Linked DNA regions of Homo sapiens: all the other regions are linked to region 1. A link is a loop called in an ENCODE intact Hi-C map of the cell type or tissue named here. Cell type or tissue: heart right ventricle. All regions are shown on one strand.

Region 1 (8,000 bases):
AAGTAATATTTAGGGGGCAGGATTTATTCTTCAACTAGAAATGTAATACTTTTAAGTAAATGATTCTTTTTATTTTAGTTTTGAGAGACAGGGTCTCGCTTTGATACCCAGGCTGGATGTGCAGTGGTGTGATCATCACTTACTCACTGCAGCCCCTAACTCCTGGGCTCAGTTGATCCTCCTGCCTCAGTCCCTGAGTAGCTGGAATTACAGGTATGCAACACCATGCCTGGCTGAGTTTTTTTTTTTTGCTAGAGATGGGGGTCTCACTATGTTGCCCAGGCTGGTCTCAAACTCCTGGGCTCAAGTGATCCTATGGCCTTGGCCTCATAAAGCACTGGGCTTATAGGTGTGAGCCACTGTCCCTGACCACAGCGATATTTGAAGAATAATGGAGTTTAAGATGAGGGAACTTCGAAGAACACAGCAGAAAGACTCACACCACCTGATTGCAAGAACTAGTATAAAGCTACACTAATCAAAACAGTGAGACAATGATAGGAGAAATAGATCAGTGGAACCAAAAAAACACAGTCCAGAAATAGACCCCGTAGATATGGTCTCTTGATTTTTGACATGGTTGCCAAGGTTATTCAATGAAGAAAGAATATTTTCAAAAAACAGTAGTATTAATAGAACTGGACATCTATTGTAAAAAAAAAAAATCAACCTTAACCCACACCTTAACATCTTATGCAAAAAACAACGAAAAATGAATTATACACTTAAATGTAAGACATGAAACAAAATTTCCAGAAGAAAACACAGGAGAAAAATCTTCATAGGAGAAAATTTTTGTGACTTTGGCTTACACAAAGAGTTCTCATGTAAGACATAAAACATGAATCATAAAAGAAAAATAGATAAACTGGACCTCACTGAAACTTAAAACTGCACTTTAAGAGACACAGGTAAGAAAAATGGGAATACACAACACAGACTGAGAGAAAGTATTTACAAAACACGTATTTGAGAAGATGAAGGAAGAAAAGAGGGTGTCCTTAAAATACAAAAGGGCTCTTAAATTAGAGACTGCTCTTGATTAATGGTTTACAATTTGAGGTATGTGGGACAATCCAACAAGAGGAAATAAGAAAACATTATAAATTCTATATCTACTTATTTTTAACTTTCCAAAATTTCTATTTTTTAGGTATGTTTTAAAATGTACATATTAGTACTTGTACATGTTATATAATTTCTAAATAAACATGTGGAGCATGCAAAAATTGTTTTGAAGATGTGATATTTATAACATTTGTAAGCCACTGACTTAGTGCATTGTTATTTAAAAGCATTATCAGAAGGAAGGAAGGGAGGGAGGGAGGGAGGTAAGGAAGGAGGATATCCTGATGACTAGCATCACCACCACTTGGGTGCTTGTAGAAATGAGGACCTCAATCTATCCCACACCTATTAAATCAAAATATGCATTTAATAAGATCCCCAAGTTGTTATGTACAGCATTGGCTCTTATATTTTAGTGTGCATTGGAATCATATGAAGCGTTTGTTAAAACACAGATTCTGGGCACCATCCCTAGAAATTCTGATTCGGCAGGCTTGGAGAGCCCAAGAATTTGCATTTCTGACATATTTTCAAGTGATATTGATGCTGCTGATCAGGGGACATCACTTACATAATCAATATTTTAGAAGAATTATGAATGACTTGAGGGTTTTATAAAACTAATTTATTCCAAAATGTGTGTGTGTGTGTACACACACACACACATATCAATATTCTTTTCTAGAGAGAAAAACCATGATTTCATCAAATTCTCAAAAGAGTCTAAAGTCCATAAACTCAGATATGCATTTTATTGGTAATATAAGAAATGATTTTCAGAATATATATAAATTTATTTTCCTTTTTCTTTAAAACTATAAACTTTTTAATATGGAAAATTTCAAACATAAAGTAGAAAATACAGCATAATGAAAATCCATCACCCAATTTCATGAATAACCCTAAGCATCCCTACCATTATTTTGAGTCAAATCTCAGACCCATAACTTTATTCCTAAATTATTTTAATGTGTCTTTAAAAGATAAGAACTCCTTTTATAAAGCATAACCACAATACCATAATCACACCTAAAAAATTAATAGTATCTTAATATCATCAAATATCTTGTTTCACAAACACTCTTTTTCACTAGTTTGACAAATCAGTGTCCAAATAAGGTCCATTCATTGCAAGAGGTTGTTACAGGTCTTAAATCTGTTTTAATATGTAAATTCCCCTTCCACTTTTAATACTTATGCATATATTATAATATATATTTAGCCCACACCATACTTATGATTTCATAACCATTAATTACTGCTTGAAACAGGGTTAAAGTAGGTATTTAAGCATTAAAAAAAATAGTTACAGCACTTCAGAAATACTACCAATAGTCAATAGTTTAAAAAGAACCAATTCTTTGAAAAGTAACACTGGTGTAAAATACATACTATTTTTTAAAAAATAAAAACCAAAAACCATTTCTAAACAAACTAAATCTGAATATACCTACTTTTACAAAGGTCAAGAAAGAGTTCCTCAATTCCTTTGTTCTGTTTGGCTGAAGTATGATAATGTTTTGCTCCCACAGATTCTGCATACCTTAAAAAAAAGTAACATCGGTGATTGATGTAAAATATTATTCATGATTTTGTCTTAACTGCTTTTTTATAGTAACAGTTTTAGTGACATATTAATTTACTCAAGTTTAGTGAAATTAAGTTTATATAGCTATTTAAATTCTCTATACATTAAATCAAATTTTAAATAACACAAATATAACAAGCCTCGAAATTTTTATAGATTAATTTGGGACTCAAATACTTCAAAAGTTTTTCTGGCTTACTGCCTATTTGATCATGATAGTTTTGTTTTATATCACTCGTATTTTTCACTGAAGTCAAAAAGGGAAGTAAGGGCTTTATTGCCACAAGCCCAGAAATTACCATGTAAACATGCTTCACTGAATCCAACACCTCAATCCATGCTAAGAGATTTGAGTAATACCTAAATGGTAAAGCAAAACGTATAAAGAGGAAGATTTCTACTAGGGAGTGATGGGGAATGGGAGGGTCACAGTACTTACGACTCTGCTTCTTGAATGGAAACATGTCTCTCCTTTTCCAAGTCTATTTTATTACCTATTTTGAAAAAAGTAAATATTTATCTTTATACTGATTTATTTTCATAACAAAATTAAGCCAATTCTAAATATAAAATTGCCATTTTAATTACCAGCAAAAATAATGCAAATCCCCACCAGACTTCTAATGTCTTGAAATTATAAAGTTAAGCCTTGTGATCTGAGGGTTGATCATGCCTCATCCTCCTTCAAATGACTCAATTCATACCTTTCCTGAATCTGCAGCCTCTGACAAAGAAAACAACTTTTCCAAAGAGACAGGCACTCTTTTTTGATTTTGGGGGATACCAGAGACCTAGAGATAAACCTATGATTCTTAGGCAAGTGTAAATGATCAAAAGTAAGAGCAAAATTTTCTACAGTTCCCATTAACTTAGAGCCGGTCAATAAGTATGGCTATCTTAGTGTTTACTAAAATATATTAATCTAGCCTCTTGGATCCTACAAGTATTTTGGTTTCCTGGATGATATAAACCAGTTAAAGTAAAAATTAAAGTGTACAGATTTTTAAGTACTCCACAATCATAAGGGGAAAAACTGTATTCTCTTTTTTTTTTTTTTTGACGGAGTCTCGCTCTGTCACCCAGGCTGGAGTGCAGTGGCGCCATCTCGGCTCACTGCAAGCTCCGCCTCCCGGGTTCACGCCATTCTCCTGCCTCAGCCTCCTGAGTAGCTGGGACTACAGGTGCCTGCCACCACGCCTGGCTAATTTTTTGTATTTTTAGTAGAGATGGGGTTTCACTGTGTTAGCCAGGATGGTCTCGAACTCCTGACCTCGTGATCCGCCTGCCTCGGCCTCCCAAAGTGCTAGGATTACAGGCTTGAGCCACCGCGCCCGGCCGGAAAAACTGTATTCTTTGTTTAAAAAACAATTTTAGTGAGTTATTAAAACTTAATATATGTATATCATGCAGATTTAAATTATAAGTTTAGCTCTCCTTAAACAACAGAACCAAGCTGGGATTATACTTTTAAAAAAAGCCATCAGAACAAAAATGAAGAAACTGCAAAATACTGATTCCTTGAACTTAAGATGAGTTGGCTGGACACCCAGAGTGCTAAAGGTAATAAAAACAGTAGATAACGATAAGGAAAAATACCCTATGGAAGGACACTTCAAACAAACATTTTTATTCTTCTACTATGGCTTTTAGGGAGAAAAGAGAAATCTTATAAATAAGGTTACTTTTTTTCTTGGAACCATATAGATTCTAGGAGACAATTTCAGATAAATTTCAGATAAGGCATTGAAATAAGCACCCAATAAAAGATAAAATGTTTAGCACTGAGGTGGACAAGTCCAAAGGTTCTATATACTGAGGACCTCGAATAATCTGAGAACCTAGTTGCTGGCAACTGCAAGAAACTATCTGCCACCATAGCCTAAGAATCAGAGAGAGGGAAGCAGACAACACTAAAGCTCAGTGGATACCAACAAATTCAGTAACAAACTCTTCCTTCTTTGAACAGCTATCTACCACAGCAAGAAGTTTCATATTAGTTCTAACTTCCTACATTATATTTGTCATTGGAAATTTTAATTAGCTAAATATGACAATGTCTGACAGTAACCAGAGGAAAAACCGTCGTGTTATTCTGTAAAGAATGCAAAAAGCACCACCTGGTGGCCAGTGGCTCCAACAAACAGGAAAAAGATTCTGCCTCACAAAGGCAAAATAAGATAGTCTCCTACTAAAAGTAGCAATATTAATTTTGCTTCAATTACCTAAAACCCTATGGAATTTTTTTCTAGGTATTTAATGGCTCATGTTCCAAATTCCATCAATATCATCAATACCTATAAAAAGAGTGAAGAGAGGAAAAGCAGGCAATCACCTTACTGCCTCAAATGAACATTTAGGAGAAATAATTCAGACACTGCTTTATTATTTGATAATATTTTAAATGACTAATTTTAATAAATCAGGCCATTAATAAATAGCTATCTTAATAACCTATTATTTTAAACTTAAAATATTTTAAATCTAAATAACTATTATTTCTTTGAATAATCAGTGTTCACAATGGATTGACAGCACAGAATACATTGCAGAAACCTGACTGGCTAGTGACTGACCTCTTTCCAAAGCTCAAAAACCCTTTTAGTTTCTATATTTTTTCAAAAGCAAGACAGCTAAGGAGTAAGGCTTTGAGACTCATATCTGCTTCAATACTACTGTGCAGCTACATACGGAACTTTCTGATAGGCTTAAAACACCTGAAAACAAGGACAATAACCAAAGCAAGCACCTACTTAAAAGTATAGTACTATAAAGAATTAAAAACATAAACAAATAGGCTGACACTATTGGAAAGGGAGGGAAAAAGCTACCCTCTAAGTTAAGCAGATCTTCCTTAAAAATACATATTTGAATTAAGAACATAGAAGGGGCATGTCCACTGCTAAGGGCAAATGGCCTAATGATATAGAACTAGAATCATATTATGCTTAGACTGAATGGTTGTGGGGCACAGTGGAAAGAAGCTTTCAGAAAGCTTTTAAATGTGATAAAACTTGTTTTTAAGTCCTTGCTTACTCCATAACTGTAATTTTTTTTTTGTTTTACCTTTTTTTGAGACAGGGTCTTGCTCTGTCACTCAGGTTGGAATGCAGTGGCGTGAACACGGCTCTCTGCAGCCTCCACCTCCCGGGCTCAAGCGATTCTCCTGCCTCAGCCCCGAGTGGGACTACAGGCACACACCACCGCATCTGGCTAATTTTTGTATTTTTTTGTAGAGATGGGGTTTTGCCATGTTGCTAGGCTGGTCTCAAACTCCTGGACTCAAGCAGTCTGCCCACCTTGGTCTCCCTAAATGCTCGGATTAAAGGCCAGAGTCACCACGCCTGGCCATAACTGTAATATTTTGGACAAATTAGTTAACCTCTGTTAGTCTCACTGTACGCATGTGTCGCTAACAAACCTTGCAGGGTTGATGTGAAAATAAGATATATGTAAAAGGCCTAGCATATACTATATGCTCAATAAGGAACAGTTATTAATATTAATGACATTCATCACAGTGAATGATCAAATGGAAAGTCAATATTGTTGTAAGACAATTAAAGTCCATGACAGGTAATACAAACTTACTCCTGACCTCAAATGATCCGCCTGCTTCAGCCTCCCAAAGTGCTGGGATTACAGGGGTGAGCCACCACGCCTTGCAGGTAACGCACTCTACCATCATCCTACTGGCTTCATCTAGCTAACTTAGTTTATCCAACACTTGGTCTAGGAAATGTTCCCTTATCTCCCCCTTGCACCCCAAATCTAGTTTGTTTGCTTTTGTGCTCTCATAGCACTCCATTCTGCATTTCCCTTCCATAGCATTTATTATAACATATAATAGTAGCTTGTTTTCCTCTCTTTTTCCACACAAGAGACTCTGGGAGGACAAGAACCGTATCTATTTTGTTTACTTATTCACTACACTATTCCCAAAGCCTGGCACATAGTAAGCAATGAAGTGTTTATTAAGGATATGGGCTTGAAGTGGCAGGCAGATCTGAGTTAAAATCCCAGGTCTACTTCTAACAAACTATGTGACTTTGGGAAGTTTCAAGGTCTCTAAGCACATTTTTTCATCTGTAAAATGAAATGGTCTTCCCCTCAGCATTGTCAGGAGGCTTAAATGAAGTAAAAAATGTGTACTTAAAACAGTGCCTGGCACTCAGTAAATGGTGACTACGATTAATAATAAATATTTGTTCAAGAAACATACAAATATTAAGGATAGACTAGATGCAGAATACTATCAACCACAGCCAAGGGTGCCTATCAATGGATTAATGACAACCTAGAGGAAAAAGTCTCTGCTATTGAAACATGTGGTTCTCTATTACTGGTTAGCACATGGATATCAGGGACTTAGATAAGGATCTAGGAGGTTAAGTATTCAATTTACACATGAAAATGCTAGTAGACTGTATATCAAACATAAAGATTCAAAAACATGACAAACTGAAATTTCTACTTAGCTTTAAATAGTTACATGAGAACAAGCTGGGAAACATCTGGCTGAATAGCAATACTTATAAAAAAGGACTTGAGATTTTAGATAACTATAACCTATGTAAAAGAGACTAGTTGACATGTCTGCTAAAAAATTTAAGCAATCTCAGGCAATCCTGATAGAAGGCCAGTGTGAGGAGAGAGACAGGGTCTATAAGAACATACTAGCTCAACAACATTTGGATTCTATGGTTTATTTCCAAGTGTGGGAGACATACTGACACAATAAAATAAACCTAGGAGAGAAAATGATCAGGATGATCAGAATGTCTGGAAGGTAGGCCACATAAAAAAACAGCTGATCTAGAGAATTTAAGACTTAAAGTGAGCCGTTTAAGTAGTCTTCAAATGCTTGAAAGGTTATCTTATGTAAAGAGAAAAGAATGAATTCTTGTCAAATGTTTACCTCTATGCCAAGTATTTTTCAAATCATTATATAATCTTCATCATAACCCTGAGAAGTAGTAGTATTATTTCAAAGTTACTAATAAAACAGAAGAGAGAATAAACACTGAACTACTACAACAGAGAATAAAAATCAAGAAGTGGGAAAAACAATGCAAATGTCCATCAATAGCAAAACAGATAAACTGTGGAGTATTCATAGATTAAAGTATTAGACAGCAATCAGAATAAAATGAACAACTATATACAACATAAAGGAATCGTAGGCACATAATGTAAAGTCAAAAAAGCCAGACCCAAAAAGAGTTAATATTATATGATTCCATTTATATAAAATTCAAAACAAAACTAATTCATGCAGTAAAAAGGATAGTGACGGGGGTGGGGAATGGTGAGGGGAAAACAACTGTGAGTGTTGGGATGAAAAAGC
Region 2 (8,000 bases), 120 kb before region 1:
AAAGTGCCCCAGGGCTCAGTTCTTTTTTTGTAACTGTACTACTCCCTTGGCAATTTAATCTATTTTTTTTCCTCCCAAGTTGTATTTTAGTTTCAAGGGGTACATTGCCAAGTTTGTTACACAGGTAAATGGTGTGTCATGGGGGTTTGGTGTACAGATAGCTTTGCCGCTCAGGTAATGAGCATAACACCCAATATGTAGTTTTTCAATCCTCACCCTCCTACCACCCTTCACTCTCAAACAGCCCCAGTGTCTACTGTTTCCTTTTTTGTGTCCACGTGTGCTTAATGTTTATCTCCTACTTGTAGTGAGAACATGTGGTATTGGTTTTCTGCATTAATTCACTTAGGAGTATGGCCTCCAGTTCCATCTATGTTGCTGCAAAGGCTACGATCTCTTTATTATGGCTGCATAGCATTCTATGGTGCATATGTATATTTTCTTTATCCAGTCCACCACTGATGGGCATCTAGGCTGATTTCATGTCTTCTCTGTTGTCAAATAGTGCTGCTATGAACATACATGTGCATTTACCTTTGTGGTAGAACGATTTATACCCCTTTGGACATATATCCAGTAATGGGATTGCTGGGTCGAATGGTAGTTCTGTTTTAAGTTCTTTGGGAAATTTCTAGACTGCTTTTCACAGTGGCTGAATTAATTTACTTTCCCACCAGCACTGTATAAGCATTCCCTTTTCTCTAAAACCTCACCAGCATCTGTTATTTTTTGACTTTTTAGTAACAGCCATCATGACTAGTAGGAGATGGTATCTCATTGTTGTTTTGAATTGTATTGCCATAATGACTAGTAATATTGAGCACTTTTTCATATGTTGGTTGGCAGTGTTTATGTCTTCTTTTAAGACGTGTCTGCAGCCAGGCATGGTAACTCACACCTGTAATGCCAGCACTTTGGGAGGCCAAGGCAGGTGAATCACAAGGCCACGAGTTCAAGACCAGCCTGGCCAAGATGGTAAAATCCTGTCTCTTCTAAAAAAAAATTCTAAAATTAGCCTGCCGTGGTGGTGGGCACCTGTAATCCCAGCTACCCGGGAGGCTGACGCAGAGAATTGCTTGAACCCGGGAGGCAGGGGTTGCAGTGAGCCGAGATTGCACTGCTGCACTCCAGCCTGGGCAACAGAGCGAGACTCCGTCTCAAAAAAAAAAGTCTGCTCATGTCCTTTGCCCATTTTTTAATGGGGTTGTTTTTGCTTGTTGATTTGAGTTCCTTACAGATTCTGGGTATTAGACCTTTGAAGGATGCATACTTTGCAAATGTTTTCCCCATTCTGTAGCTTGTCTGTTTACCCTGTTGATTGATAGTTTCTTTTGCTGTACACAAGCTCTTTAATTAGGTCCCACTTGTCAATTTCTGTTTTGGTTGTAATTGCTTTTGGAGTCTTCTTCATGAAGTCTTTGCCTGGGTCGATATCCTCAATGGTATTTCCTAGATTTTCTTCTAGGGTCTTTATAGTTTCAGGTTTTACATTTAAGTTTTTAATCCATCTTGACTGATTTTTGTATATGGTGAAAGGTAGGGGTCCAGTTTAATACCTCTGCATATAGCTAGCCAGTTATCCCAGGAACATTTATTGAATAGGGAGTCATTTCCCTGTGGCTTGTTTTTGTCAGCTCTGTCGAAGATCAGATGGCTGTAGATGTGTGGCTTTATTTTTGGGTTCTCTAACATGTTTCGTTGCTTTATGTGCCTGTTTTTCGTCCCAGGACTATGCTGTTTTAGTTACTATACCCTTGCAGTATAGTTTGAAGTCAGGTAGTATGACGCCTCCAACTTTCTTCATTTTGCATTAAGATTGCTTTGGCTATTTGGGCTCTTTTTTGGTTGCATATGAATTTTTTTCTAATTCTGTGAAAAATGTCATTGGTAGTTTGACAGGAATAGCACTGAATCTATAAATAGCTTTGGGCAGTACGGCCATTTTAAACAATATTCTTTCAATCCATGGTATGGAATGTTTTTCTATTTGTTTGTGTTATCTCTGATTCCCTTCAGCAGTGTTTTGTAATTCTCATTGCAGAGTTCTTTCACCTCCCTGGTTAGCTGTATTTCTAGGTATTTTATTATTTTTGTGCCTACTGTGAATGGGATCACATCCTTCATTTGGCTCTCGGCTTGGACGTTGTTGGTGTATACCAATGCTACTGATTTTTGCACATCGATTTTGTATACTGAAACTTTACTGAAGTTGTTTATCAGATCTAGGAGCCTTTGGGCAGAGACTATGGGGTTTTCTAGGTATAGTGTCATATTGCCTGTGAAGAGAGGGTGACTTCCTCTCTTCCTATCTGGATGCCTTTTATTTCTTTCTCTTGCCTGATTATAGTACCATGCTGAATAAAAGTGTCAGAGTGGGTATCCTTGTCTTGTTCTGGTTCTCAAGGGGAATGCTTCCAGCTTTTGCCTGTTTGGTATGATGTTGGCTGTGGGTCTGTGATAGATGGCTCTTATTATTTTGAGGTTATGTACCTTTGATGCCTACTTTTTGAGGTAATCTAGTTTCATAATTCATGGTTTTATGTAATCTCATACTATCTATGTTGATGACCCCTAAATTTATCTCCAGTCCCATGAATTCCAGCCCCATATATCCACATTCAACTCAACATATTAACTTACAGACATTCAATATAGGCATCTCAAAATTAAAGTCTAAAACTGAATTCTAAATATTCCCTTCCAGACTTTCTTCTCTAACAGTTTTTCCCATCTTAGTAAAAAACAAAAACAAAAAAAACAGCAATATTGGCTGGGCACAGTGGCTCATATTTATAATCCCAATGCTTTGCAACACTGAGATGGGAGAATTGCTTGAGGCCAGGAGTTGGAGACCAGCCTGGGAAACATAGTGAGACCCTATTTGTACAAAAAAATTTAAAAATTAGCCGGGTGTGATGGTGCGTGCATGCAGCCCCAGCTACTTGGGAGGCTGAGGCTGGAGTATCCTTTGAGCCCAGCTGCAGTGAATTATGATTGTGCCACTGCACTCCAGCCTGGGTGACAAGCAAGAATCTGTCTCTTGAAAGACAAAAAACCCAGCAATATCCATATGCCATATTCTCTTCCCTTTATATCAAGCAGTTGCTCTTCCTCTCTTCCCATCTGGATGCCCATTATTTCTTTCTCTTGCCTGATTGCTCTGGCTAGGGCTTCCAATACTACACTGAACAGGAGTGGTAAGAGAACCCCCTCCCTTTTTCAAGTTTCTATTCAAATATCACTTTCCTACTAAAAGCTGTCTCTGCTTGCCCAAGTTAAAATGGCAACATTGCACACAAACATCCTAACCCTTTTCCTTGCCTTATTTTTCTATTTGGCATGTATCACTAACATACCACATATGTTACTTACTTAACTTGTTTACTGTCTGTTCTTCCACAGGAATGAAAACTCCTTTAGGGCAAGAATTTTGCCTGTTTTGTGCAGTGATGAATCCCTAATGCCTAGAGGAGAGCCTAGTACATAATAGGCACTAAGTAATAACTTATTGAAAGAATGAATGAGTGTATGAATGCTTGAAATAATCAATTTGGTTTTCAGAAATATCCCTTGGTGATTTAAACCCATTTATGCCAGAGGTTGCGAATTTTTGTGTGTGAAAAATCAGACCTTGGAGATGACCTTGAGCAGCAGGATACAAATAACTCCCACAAGCTTAGTGTTCCAATAATGGAACACTAGGCATAAATGGGTTAATGTGTTGCCAAAGTTAAAAACCACTGCTTTAAAAACTGGGATTCCTGAGCCTTCTTAACTGTCTCTTTTTCCACTAGGTGGCACATGTTTCCATGGATATTTATACTGATAATACCCAAACTTCTATCTCCTGCCAGACTAGTCCAGACTATTCAACTACCTACTTGACATTCCATTTGTATATTTCACCTTAAGGTATATATACCTTAACACTTAATTCAATTTCACCATACCCCATTTCTCATCTCCATAAGGGGTATCACTAACTGCCCGTTTTCTAGTCAGAAACTGAGTCCTATTTTTTATTTCTCTTTCCCCTTCACACCCCATATTTCATATATCAGAAAGTCTTATCAACTCTATCACCAAAATATAACTTGAATCCACCTACTTTTTTTGGTTTTGTTTTGTTTTGAGAAGGGGTCTCGCTCTGTCACCCAGGCCGGAGTGTAGTGGCACAATCGCAGCTCACTGTGGCCTCAACCCCATAGGCTCAAGTGATCCTCCCACCTCAGCCTCCCAAATACTGGGATTACAGGTGTGAGCCACCATGGCCGGGCTCACCTACTTCTTTTTACCTCCTCTACTACCATTTATTGCCTGAACTTATGCTTTCCACTAACTGGTCTCCCTATTCCTACTCTTACTTTGATTGAATTTCCACAAAGCAGTAAAAATGATTTTAAAATATAAATAAAATACTCTTCCTTAAAATGCTCCAATAGAGTCTCATCATACTTAAAGTAAAATCCAACTTATTGGCATGTATGCAAGACCTAAAGCTTACTGCGTAGTTTTGCTTTTAATAAAAGTAAATTTATACCACCCAAAAAGCTTTTGATGAGCATTCTCAAAATACATTTGGGAAAAAGCATTATAGAAAAAGAATGCTTTAAAACTAACTTATTTTATGCACTTCTACTGGCAGAAAGCATGGTATAGCTGAAAGGCCACTCAAAATTAGATCTGAGTATGAATGAGTCTGAACTATAAAACTAACGAGATAGATGGCTTAAGACAACTGACTAACCTTTCTGGGCTTCAACTTTATCTGCTAAAAATGAACAAAGTAGGCTACAGTATGTCTCAATTCAAATTACATTATGGGGACTTTAAATATCTAAATTTTCCTACCAGTCTCCTGGAAAGGATCAGAAAAGGACATGAAAGGTTGAGAATATCAGAGACATCAACATTGATCCTTGATATAAAGGGAAGAGGATATGGCATGCAGAAAGAAGAGGCTTAAAATACAGGTTTAGTTGACCTCTAACTTCCCTTCCAGTTCGAATATTTTATGCTCAAGCAGGAGTAAAACACCAGAATCCCTTATTGTTTTTCCTACTGAAACTGAAAATATCAAGAAGCTTCAGTTAGAAACTTTAGATTAAACTCCAAAACTCAGGACTCCCAAACTTTCGCCTTAATCAGAGAAAGGACAAAGTTTATTCTGGTATAATTTACATTTCAGAAAAATAAATTCTTTTTGGATCAAAAGTATCACTGCCAAAAAGATCTTGTTTTCATGTCCACAAACGGTACCAAATCAGCCTGTTACGTTGGGCTTTCTAAATATAATTTAAAAAATTATTTCTTTCATGGGAGGGTGTTAACAGCAGTAACAAATCCCTCTATCATTCTTTATGAAACCACGGATATACAAATCCAGATACAATATAGGAATTTCAAAACTAAGTTCCAGTACTATCCAATGCTATCCTAAAATTACAGAGACAGTGTAATAAGAACATTAAACTGGGACATGTGTGACCTTGGACAGGTCATTTATGTTCTCCATGCTTCAGTTTCTCATTTGTAAATGGAGATTATGAAATGCAACTAATGCTTTAATGATAAAATTCTATCAAGCATCTCTGTGTTTTAGAGAATAGTTATCCCCAGGTAAATATTCTATTTTCAAATACTAAATTTTATATCTGGAGTCATTTATTTAATTTTAAAAATGAAATATATGTATATTTAAAGAAGTTCTGAAGGGATATAAACCAATACCTATTAACCATAATTATCTCTGGGTGACAGAAACAAAAATAATTTCTATTTACCTCTTTTTGCTCATCTACAGTTAATTTTTCTACAATAAACAGACTTTCATAATAAAAAAGAAAATAAAGTTTTTTAAAAATGAAATTAATTCAAAAAGCAAATAAAGGTAAACAATCTTTTTAGAAATTCATACTTTGGAACTGAAAATTAAATATATCAACACTTATAAATAAACTTACTGAATTAATATGCCTATTGGAAGAGGAACAACAAAGAACATTAAACACACACTGCAATGTACTTTCCTATTCTGATTTCTCTTTTGAGCCCTAGTGCTATTACCATGTATCTTCACTTCTTTACTCTTATCAAGATTTCAATGTAATCCCCCCTTGCATTTCCAAAGTTGTTAAGAAAAAATTACCGATAAGACTTCTATAATCTCTTAACCTCGAATTTCTTTTCTCTTGTTCCTGGCTGATGGATTTCCACTGCAGTTTCATTCTGAAGTATTCATCACTATAGAAAACAATTTGACATCAAAGAAAGCTATTTGAAAACTTTATTTTTAACACTGTTTAATTGGGTTTTTCTATAAACAGTATATCAAAGCATTTATGATGCTAGTGGAATGTAAGTTTATAAAAACAATAGCAAAACGTTTAAAGTTATGATAAATAAGTGAAAACAAAAGAAAAAAATAACCGATAAATATCACAAAGTTTATGTGATAAACTTTGTTCAACTACTAGAATAATTTTAGGTATTCTTTTACAAAAACATTTATCTCATCCTTAAAATCATGTCTAAAAGTATTCTAGTCATGAAATATTTTAACCACTAAAGTTTCCAAATAATTGTAAATACAAATCTAAGTGACTTTTTTTTTAAAAAATGTGACATTATAGTTCCATTTCCAAGCAGTTTATTGCAGAAACTAGTTAATGTAAAAATGTCTTAGAAGAACTGGTAAACAAGCTGAAAAGAGAAGACTGTCAGATAACTTAAATATGCACATAATGACTGAAAATAGCTTTAAATCAAAGGCTAGACTGACAACTGAGAACAAGAAGTTGTACCTGGAAAGTTGGTCTGTGTTTCCTTTCAAGTCTGAGGAATAACTTAAAATAGAAATACTCTTCCAAAAAGAATGAAGGATCCATTATAAGAGTATCAGAAAAGTAACTTAAAGGTAATTAATCTAAATAGCAAATATATTTCTTATGAGCCATTTATAATTTCATAATGAATTATAAAAATGAATCAAGATGAATGAGAGATGTTTTTAAGTGTATGTCTACGTAGTTATCTTTCAAGTATGCAAAAGGCTTGTACAAGGCTTATATAAGGGAATATGTTTATCTTCTTTTTACATATTCACAAAAATAAATGCAAAAAGGTGCTTCTAGTAAGTTTCTGATTTAAAATAATTAGAATGCTCATAATTTTTAAGTTAAAACATAAAAATGAAGTTGTTTTTCCATTCCCCAGTCTATTCCAAATCCTCATCTAGAAACCCTATACTAATTTGTATGAGTGGGTTACTTGAATCTCTTTGATAAATGTACGAAAGACCATTACTTACGTTTTTTGCTTTTGTAATTGGGTTCTTTCCTCCTTGGTACTGTCCCAGGGAAAATAACCCAGAAGAAATTTCCATGCTTGCTTTCTCAATGCATGACTAAGTCCCTGAAGAAAGCATACATATTAAATACATGAATGAAAAAGAATGTAATACTGTAAGTTCACAAAACTTGCATATAAAAAGGAAAACTAATCTTTAAGAGGTAGTTTCATATATGTAAATAGTTCAATTCAGTGAATATCATCTTGTTTTTTACTTCTAGATCCAAAAGATGTAAGCAGCTGCCAGAAAGTTTAAACAGTGCACAGAATACAGTAGACTACAGAATACAGTAGACTACAGCAGACAGACAGTGTGACTGGTGAGTCTAAGCCCAATCTTACAGAATAAGGCAAATGCCACTGGAATGCAGGCCTCCTTCACAAAACCCACAGAACTTCAAGTACGGAAGAATTCTTCCCCCAGAGTTAAGGGTCTACCCAACCCCCAGGAACATCATAAGCACCTCACTCTGTCCTACTCAATCCAGGAATTTTAAGGCATCATTCATCAAAGAAATAACAGAGTTCATTCCTCCCTACTTCCCCCACCAAAAAAAAAAAAAACCAACAACAAAAAAAAACACACCAAAACAGTAACGATAACAACAAAACCCCTAAATACTAGGAGTTTATAAGACAAGCCATATTAG
Region 3 (8,000 bases), 160 kb before region 1:
ACATTTCTATAAGATAAGGGAAGAGCTACCCCAACAATATATAATATAAGGAGAGTGACTCATCTTCGCAAAAAGATACATTAAGACACATAAACAATGAGACTTAGGGGAATACCGTGTGCCTATATTCATGTATCTCAGTTTTTCATAATAAACATGCTCCTAGGACATGTGTAAATTCAAATTTGAACAAATCAAATCAAGTTGCAGGCTCTTGCTACTTAAGATACCCTGTTTGGCTCTTGTGTTTTCATTTTCAGGTGTGAAGCTCACGTTTTTGAAGTACTGACCTCCTAACCTGGCAATAGTCTTCAGAGTTCCTAACCAGCTAACTCTGCATTAATAAGCCACAGCTTAGGCAATTCTGCTTATTTCATTGCTTGACAGACAACTCCCCTTTTAAAGCCTCACGAAGTTTGGTTCCTTTGAATCTTTCACCACATTATCCAGAAATTGATTCAGTAATGTTTCATAGCAGATAACAGGTTTGTACCCAGGCACACGGTCACTTTTAAAATTATGTAATGATATTTCACATTCACCTGAAAGAGCCTCAGTGCTTTTACCAATCCACCAACTTCATTCTTCAAGGAGAAAACAACTGCTGTCTTGCCACTTTCGGTAGCAGCTTCACGTTTGCTGCTTCCCTTGTTGCCTTTGTCGTCATTTTTGCCAGAGTTAGGTTTATTTAGCTTCAGGAATGTCGAAGCATAATAAAACAAAATATTAGTTAGGGTTCCAGAATCCTCCGTAATTAGATTTTTCCCATACATGTCATTCATAAGCTGGAAGCTCCACCAATCATACAAACTTAAGGTGAAGTTGCCGTGTCACTCATAACTTTCAGTCATAAATATTGGTCTAATTTATTCTGAGACACTATTTTCCAATGGTCTAAGACATCATCTAGTGGTTGAAATTAAAAGGGGATCAGATTTGCTTCACTTTAATAGCAACAAAAACCTGACTGTCGTAACGCCTGCAATATCATATATGAAAAATTCCTGCCTTTCTAGGATTATTTTACAGCACAAAATTTGATCTCTTAGCCTCGTTGAATCCTATGGAAACTATATTAATTACTAACCATATTAAAAATAAGATCAAACATATTTTTGAAAATAATTTTAGTTTCAATTAAATTTTAAAAACAAAATATCGATTTCATTCCAAAATATGTCAGCACATGCCCAGAAATTAATGGGTAGTATTACTTTCTTCAGTTAGATCCACATTGTCAATGTGAATCTGCCTGCAAAAGTTCAGCACAGACACATGTATAACTAACTCTAAGGCCATCTGTGTCAGAAGATAATATTTGAGAAGTGACTATTAAAATTCAGTGACAAATAAAAGGAAAAAAGGAGAAAGGCAGGAAGGAAGAAACCTGGCCAGCTAATTATTAGGGGCAAACAGTAAAAATCTGAGAAACTGAAAAAGATTAACACTTCATTAGCCACTTAAGATTTTATATTGCCTGATGAAGTAATGTCTATTAATCCTGCTGGCTAAAGAAAAAAATGACAGATTCCAGTAACTCAGGTCACATTGCCAGAAATGCAGAATAAAAAGCTGGAAACTTTATTTAGGAATAGAATGGGAGGAAACAAAACAAAAACAACAAGCTGGAAACTTTCATTTGACAGACAATGCAAAATTATGTGGTCTGTTTTATATTCTTTATATGCAAATACAGCATTGGGCAGACATAGAAGTAACTCCTGGCAAATGGTGATTTAATACAATCGTACCAATCTACTACATCCTCATGAAACTGAGAAATGTAGGTTTGCTTTGGGACCCAGTGAATAGTTATCTGCCATTGTCTTCTTCTGATTTCTCTACTGGCTTTATTTTCACACATCAGTATTGCCTTACTCACTAGATTTATATATAATAGAGATGGAGATTTTATTATTTATGACTTGAGGGAGGGAAGAAGTTTATGCAGACATTGACATTTGACAGTATGTTTAGTCATTAAAAGCTCAAATGTCTCAGTGTTCTTAACATCTGCCTCCTCCTCACCACACAACACACAGATCTTGCATACAGAAGTAGCATTTTTTATATAAAAGGGTCATACATTAACCATTACCCTGAGCTTACTTTGTTTTCCTTCTAGCAGTTAATTATGACTTCAAAACTCTTCATTGTAATATCTCATCCAAATATTCATGATATTTAAATGTTAAAAAATCTATTTACATTTTGGCCTCATTTTTGCAAATTGATTTAAATAATTCTACAGAAGTTGCCATGTTTACTTTTCAACATTTTTATCAGTAATAATATGTCAGTCCAACGCAGCCCTCTGGCACATATTTGGAGCTACGAAATTAAAACAGATGATTCTATGATACAGACTGAATTGGATTTGGTTGATAAACTCTGATAGTACAGTAATAAAATACCATTTAATATTTTTAATGACTAGGACCTGGATACATTTTTATTTCGTGGTTTTTATTAAATCCCATGACTACTACCTGAAAGCAGGATCTAAAATCCTGCAAATACTGCTTTTTTATCCTGTAGATATTATAAACATAAAACTCCCTTAAATACTATAGCAAGTGGTGTATTGCTTTCATTATTCCATCAAGTAAACTGAAAAAAATTGAGCAATGTGAAACACAGAAAAACTTTTGAAAGGAATCCAATCTTTCTTTTATTCCAATAACCTGCACCCATAACTAAGAAGAGAAAATAATAGTTCTATGTTTAAAGACCAGGCTTTGTAAACTGAAGGGGGTGTAGGAGACACAATGATCTTCTGAAAACCGTGGAAATTTATTTAATTTGTTCTCCCTACTCCTCCTCCTCATAATAAACGGCTTTTCAAAATTCTTCACACTCCATTTTTTTTTTTTTTTTTTTGGCTGTAGATTTAAGACATTGATTCATACAATCTCTCATTCTTAATGTTCAGGAACTTCTTAACTCTCTACTTACAAACTTTGCGGAAAAAAAGTTGAGCACGCAGTGATTGGCACACTCGCTTTACTTATGGAGAGAAGAGGAAGACTGGAGGCAGACAGGAGGAAAGCAGGGTAGACAGATTATAAAGAAGGAGAAATTTGAGGTGTGCGTGCTTACACTACAAAAGGGATTCATATGGTGAGGAGAAGATGGTCACACCCTAAAAAATAATTCTCCATAGTGCCAGGTACGTAGTACTCACTGTTGAGCTGCCAAGTAGCTGATGCTCTTCGGGCACTGCTGAATCCAGGGAAAACCCTCTCCGTGCCCAGTATTTACTGGAAAACATCATCATTGCTGGCTGCATGGATCCCGGTGTAATATTCTTTCTCTGCAGCAGGGGGTACTAGAGGGGCAGTAGCAGCGCTGGCGGAGATTGAGAGGAAGGGGCGTGCGATCAGCTGCCTGCTTGGGGCGCTGTCCAGAACCCTGGTGCTGAAGAGCAATGCGAATCCTCCCATCCCCGGGCTCCTTTATATGAATGACTGGAGACTGATGCAAGACTGATTAGAAAGAAACTCATTTCTGGTTGCCGATGGCCACAGTCAGATTACAGACCTGAAGCCTGGGGTTATCTGTGCTCATAGTGTGATTTGTTTCATAGGTCGAGTAGCTTTTTGGGCGGGGGTGGTGGAGAACAATACATAAGGGGGTGTTATTTGTACAAGAAACCATCTATCCTCTGACGTTAGTTCTCTCATCTCTCAAGCCTGCCACTGGCAAGTTAACCTCAGTCTTTAAGCAATTGTGAATTCAAAGATTTTGTGCTTTCTTTCCAAAATTAGAAAAATAATTTAAGAAAGATCAGCACTGCTGAATGCTTAAACCATTTTACGGATTTTTTAATTTTTAATTTTTATGGATAACTAATAGTTGTACACATTTATAAGGCACATGTGATATTTTGACACAAGCGTACAATGTGTAATGATCAAATAAGGTAATCAAGATATCCATTGCCTCAAGCATTTATCATTTCTTTTTGTGTTAGAAACATTCCAATTCCACTCTTCCAGTTATTTTAAAATACAAAAGAAAATAAATTATTGTGCTCCCGAACACTAGATCTTATCCCTCCCATCAGCATATTTTTTTTACTCATTGACCAACTCCATTTTATGTTAATAAGCTTTTTCTGACTTGACATATTCTAATTTTGTGCATGCAAATGTGTGAGTGTATATATGTGTAATGGCTTTCATAAAAGGGCTTCTTCTTAATCCTGTGATGCCTCTATGCAGAGTTATATGGAGGAAAATGTATTGCAAAGGAAAGGTAAGGGTTCAATTTAGCCACATGTAGATTACATATAGCTCAGATACTAATCCTGGAATCTTCCTTACTAAATGAGAAATAAAAGGAAACTAGATTCCCATATATCAGCCATTCATTTTAATACTCTTGTGGTTTTTCTCTCTACTGGAAATCATGGAAATTTAATCTTTGACATGACCCTTTCATATAAAAAGTGCTACTTAAATATACGAGATCTGTGCGTTATGTGGTGAGGAGAAAGCAGAGGTTAAGAGTACTATGACATTTGAGCTTTTAATGACTAAACATACTGTCAAATATCAATGTCAACTAGATCAAATCCAGCAACTTGACATGCATAGATTAATCAATATTCTTACTATTCAAACCTTAGAAAGTCATAAAATTCACCAGGCCACAGGAAAATGTTACCAATCTCCTGAAGAATGAAAAACTCTTGACCAAATGTGCTTGTTTGACTGAAAATCTAAACAAAATCTGGTGCTGGCACTGCTTGTCTATATAGAAAAAAAATTTCAAAACAAGTCGGGATGAACTAATATTGACTGAAGTTTAATTGTTTCTGGAGTCTTGAAGAGACATAATTATTAATTGATCTAATTCTGAAAATATTATTTGGCTTACATTTTCTGTAAGGGTCAGCTCTAATCAGCTAATAGGAGAAGCAAGTTTAAATAAGGCAAATGAACTAATGACAATAATAGTAGCTAATGTTACTGAGATGTAATGAAAGAACCAGAGATGTGAAGGGATAAAATCCACTAGATAGTGTCCCTGCTTGGATGTGGAAATGAGGGAAAAAAAGATATTAAAAGTAATTTATTTATAATATATATTTAGAATATTAAAGATTTAACTACTTTTGCTCACCCTGGAAACCCTATTAAAACAAGATAAAAAATTCCTTTTCAAGGTACACAAGAGTCGCATAAGTTGGAAAACAATGGCAACAAAAAATTAGCAGCTTGAAAGAAGAAAAAACTGATCAAAGGCTTTGCAGTCATGGGAAAGCTGAACCTTAAGCTATCAATGAAGAAGACTTAGAAGCAACGCACTTTACATGACAGAATACCCTAAAGGCTCAAATACCTCTGGAATTGAAGGTAGATGAGACTGAAAAAGAGTGGTTCAAAGTGTGAGAAGCAGTTAGACAAATCAAAACTTATAACAAAGTTACAATAATCAAGACAGTGTGGTACTAAGGACAGATATATAGGTAAATGAAATAGAATTGAGTGTCCAGAAATAAACCCTTACATGTAGAGGGAATTGATTTTCAACAAACGTGCCAAGACAATTCAATGGGGAAAGAATGATCTTTTGAACAAACTGTCCCGGGACAACTTTGGATATCCACATGCAAAATAATGAAGATGGACTTCTATTTCACATTGCACACAAAAATTAACTCAAAATGAATCACAAACACACATGTAAGAACTAAAATTAAAATTCTTAGAAGAAAGGATAGGAGTAAATGTTTTTGACTTTGGATTAGGCCATTGTTTCTTAGATAGGACACCAAAAACATAAGTACCTAAAGAAAAAAATAAGATTTCATCAAAATTAAAAACTTCTGTGCTTCAGAGGACACCCTCAGAAAAGTGAAAAGACAACCCACAATGTGGGAGGAAATATTTATAAATCATATATCTCATAGGAAACAGTATCCAGAATAAAAAATTCCTACAACTCAGCAATTAAAAAAACAGACCAATTTTTAATTGGGAAACAAAATTTATTTGAGACAGCTGGCTTTGTTACCCACAGTGGAGTGCAGTGGCACAATCATAGTTCTTGGCAGCCTCAACCTCCTGGGCTCAAGTGATCCTCCTGCCTCAGCGTCCCAAGCATCTGGGACTACAAGCACAGGCCATCACACCCAGCTAATTTTTTGTTGCTGTTGTAAAGGCAGGGTCTTGCTATCATGCTCTGGCTGGGCAAAAAAAAATTAATAGACATTTCTCCAAAGAAGATATGGCCAGTGCAAACAGGAAAAGGTGCTCTACATCAATAGTCATTAGGGAAATGCAAATCAAAAAACACAGTATGACTTCTGACCGACTAGGATGGCTAAAATAAAAAAGACAGACAATAACAAATGTTGGTAAAGAAGCAGAAAATGTGGAACACTCACACATTGCTGGTGGTATTATAAAATGGTACAGTCACTTTGGGAAACAGTTTGGTGGTTTCTCAAAATGCAAAACATAAAGTTACTGTATGACTCAACAATTTCACTCCTAGCTATGTGTAAAATGGTGTAGTCACTTTGAAAAAACGTTTGGCGGTTCCTCACAAAGGTAAAACTAGAGTTACTACATGATTCAGCAATTCCACCCTTAGGTATACACCGAAGAAAAATGAAAATATACATCCACACAAAAACTGTACATGAATGTTCATAGCAGCATTATTCATAATAGCCAAAAATAGAAACAACTCAAATACTATCACCTAATGAAAAAAACAAAAAATGATACATGATAAATAAAATGTTATTTAGCAATATAAGGAAATAATGTACTGATACATGTTACAATATGGGTGAACCTTGAAAATATTATGCTAAGTGAAAGACGCCAGTCACAAAAGACCATGCATGTATTGCAAGATTTTGTTTATATGAAATGTCTAGAAGATGTAAAAAGAGATCGTTTTAAAAAGAGAGAGAGACACACACAGAAAGTAGATTAGTGGCTGCCAGGGACTGGAAAAAAAGAAGAGGTGGGGAATAGCTGCTAAAAGGTACAAGGTTTCTGTATGAAAATGAATTTTTATACAGAATTTATCACTAATAAAATTCATACAGAATTCATCACTAATAAAATTAAATATTAGTGATATTTACACAACTTTGTGAATATACTAAAAACCACAAAATTGTACACTTTAAGGGAGGGAATCTTTTGGCATATATATCATATCTCGATAAAGCTGTTATCTTATTTTTAAAAAGGAGTTAAAATTCCATATTCCCCTTGACTAAATAGCCAAGCCACCTCCTCTTTTGCCCCCAGGTAGAAAATTGAAGGTTATTCTCTGGAAAGGGTAAAACAAAGGGCCTCTGTACTTAGGAGCATCAGGCATAGTTGAGAATACGGGTACCATTCTGATTAAATGAATGTATTGAGGTAGTGAGACTCATGATATCATGACATGGAGACTCCCAAACCTCAGAAGTCTGACAGCCAGGCATTTATTCTCCAGCCAAATAAAGACAAAAAATATCTTTGGAGAATCTGGCAAAGGCAAGATCTTAAAACACACTGAAAGCTCAGATAATATTGAAAGCTCTGAACAAAATAATGCAAACAGATTACCCTGTAGGTAAGCTCACATTTGACAAGCCTCAATTTAAATATTTGGTAGAGAGTGTGGGGTTAGATTAGTGACAACTGTATATAAAATCAGCCAGTAAAAAACCTTGATAAGAATTAACTCCCCAAGAAAAATGAAAATTAGGGCTGAAGGGGAGCATGTCTCATTTGGGGATTACAGTTACGAAGTCATAACATAAGCACTAAATATTGACCTAACCAATATTATATCAATTATATTAGAAGACAGACAGATAAGAAAGTGTGTATGTGAATAATAGGGGCTGTGGGGAGAGGGTAAACAGCTAAATTCTTGTCTTCCAAGATGAAAAATCAATGGTTAATGCCTAGAGCTGAAAATCAAAGTAGTAGCAGCATACACATATTACAGCATTGGGACATATGGAAGTAAATACCACAAGC

What was found. Hi-C counts contacts between places; a loop is a spot of excess contacts. Peaks named below come from ENCODE experiments on the same cell type or tissue, not always from the same donor. Only the 100,000 strongest peaks of a DNase experiment are listed, where the experiment ranks them.
Region 2: a loop joins it to region 1, with 3 times the contacts of the local background. A loop is called at or near these places in 25 of 110 quality-filtered maps.
Region 3: a loop joins it to region 1, with 2.8 times the contacts of the local background. A loop is called at or near these places in 16 of 110 quality-filtered maps.

Annotation. Positions count from the first base shown.
Region 1 is chr12:71,777,181-71,785,180 of GRCh38, reverse strand. It overlaps RAB21 (RAB21, member RAS oncogene family), which reads right to left. Exons shown (of 7, transcript NM_014999.4): 5 at 3,096-3,150; 6 at 2,523-2,611. Among named protein-coding and RNA genes, the nearest start is that of RAB21, 26 kb to the right of the region's middle. In heart right ventricle, CTCF peaks have their summits at 4,566 and 4,768 (motif pointing left); a DNase peak (open chromatin) is centred at 4,770; H3K27ac peaks cover 1,181 bases.
Region 2 is chr12:71,896,090-71,904,089 of GRCh38, reverse strand. It overlaps TBC1D15 (TBC1 domain family member 15), which reads right to left. Exons shown (of 17, transcript NM_001146213.3): 9 at 7,310-7,413; 10 at 6,149-6,243. Among named protein-coding and RNA genes, the nearest start is that of TPH2, 39 kb to the left of the region's middle. RefSeq lists a silencer at 3,707-4,001. In heart right ventricle, a CTCF peak has its summit at 3,790 (motif pointing right); no DNase peak of the experiment used is centred here; H3K27ac peaks cover 558 bases.
Region 3 is chr12:71,934,276-71,942,275 of GRCh38, reverse strand. TPH2 (tryptophan hydroxylase 2) reads right to left here and starts at 3,431. Exons shown (of 11, transcript NM_173353.4): 1 at 3,185-3,431; 2 at 543-692. The coding sequence starts at 3,289. RefSeq lists a silencer at 3,266-3,565. In heart right ventricle, a CTCF peak has its summit at 3,306 (motif pointing right); a DNase peak (open chromatin) is centred at 3,409; H3K27me3 peaks cover 2,905 bases.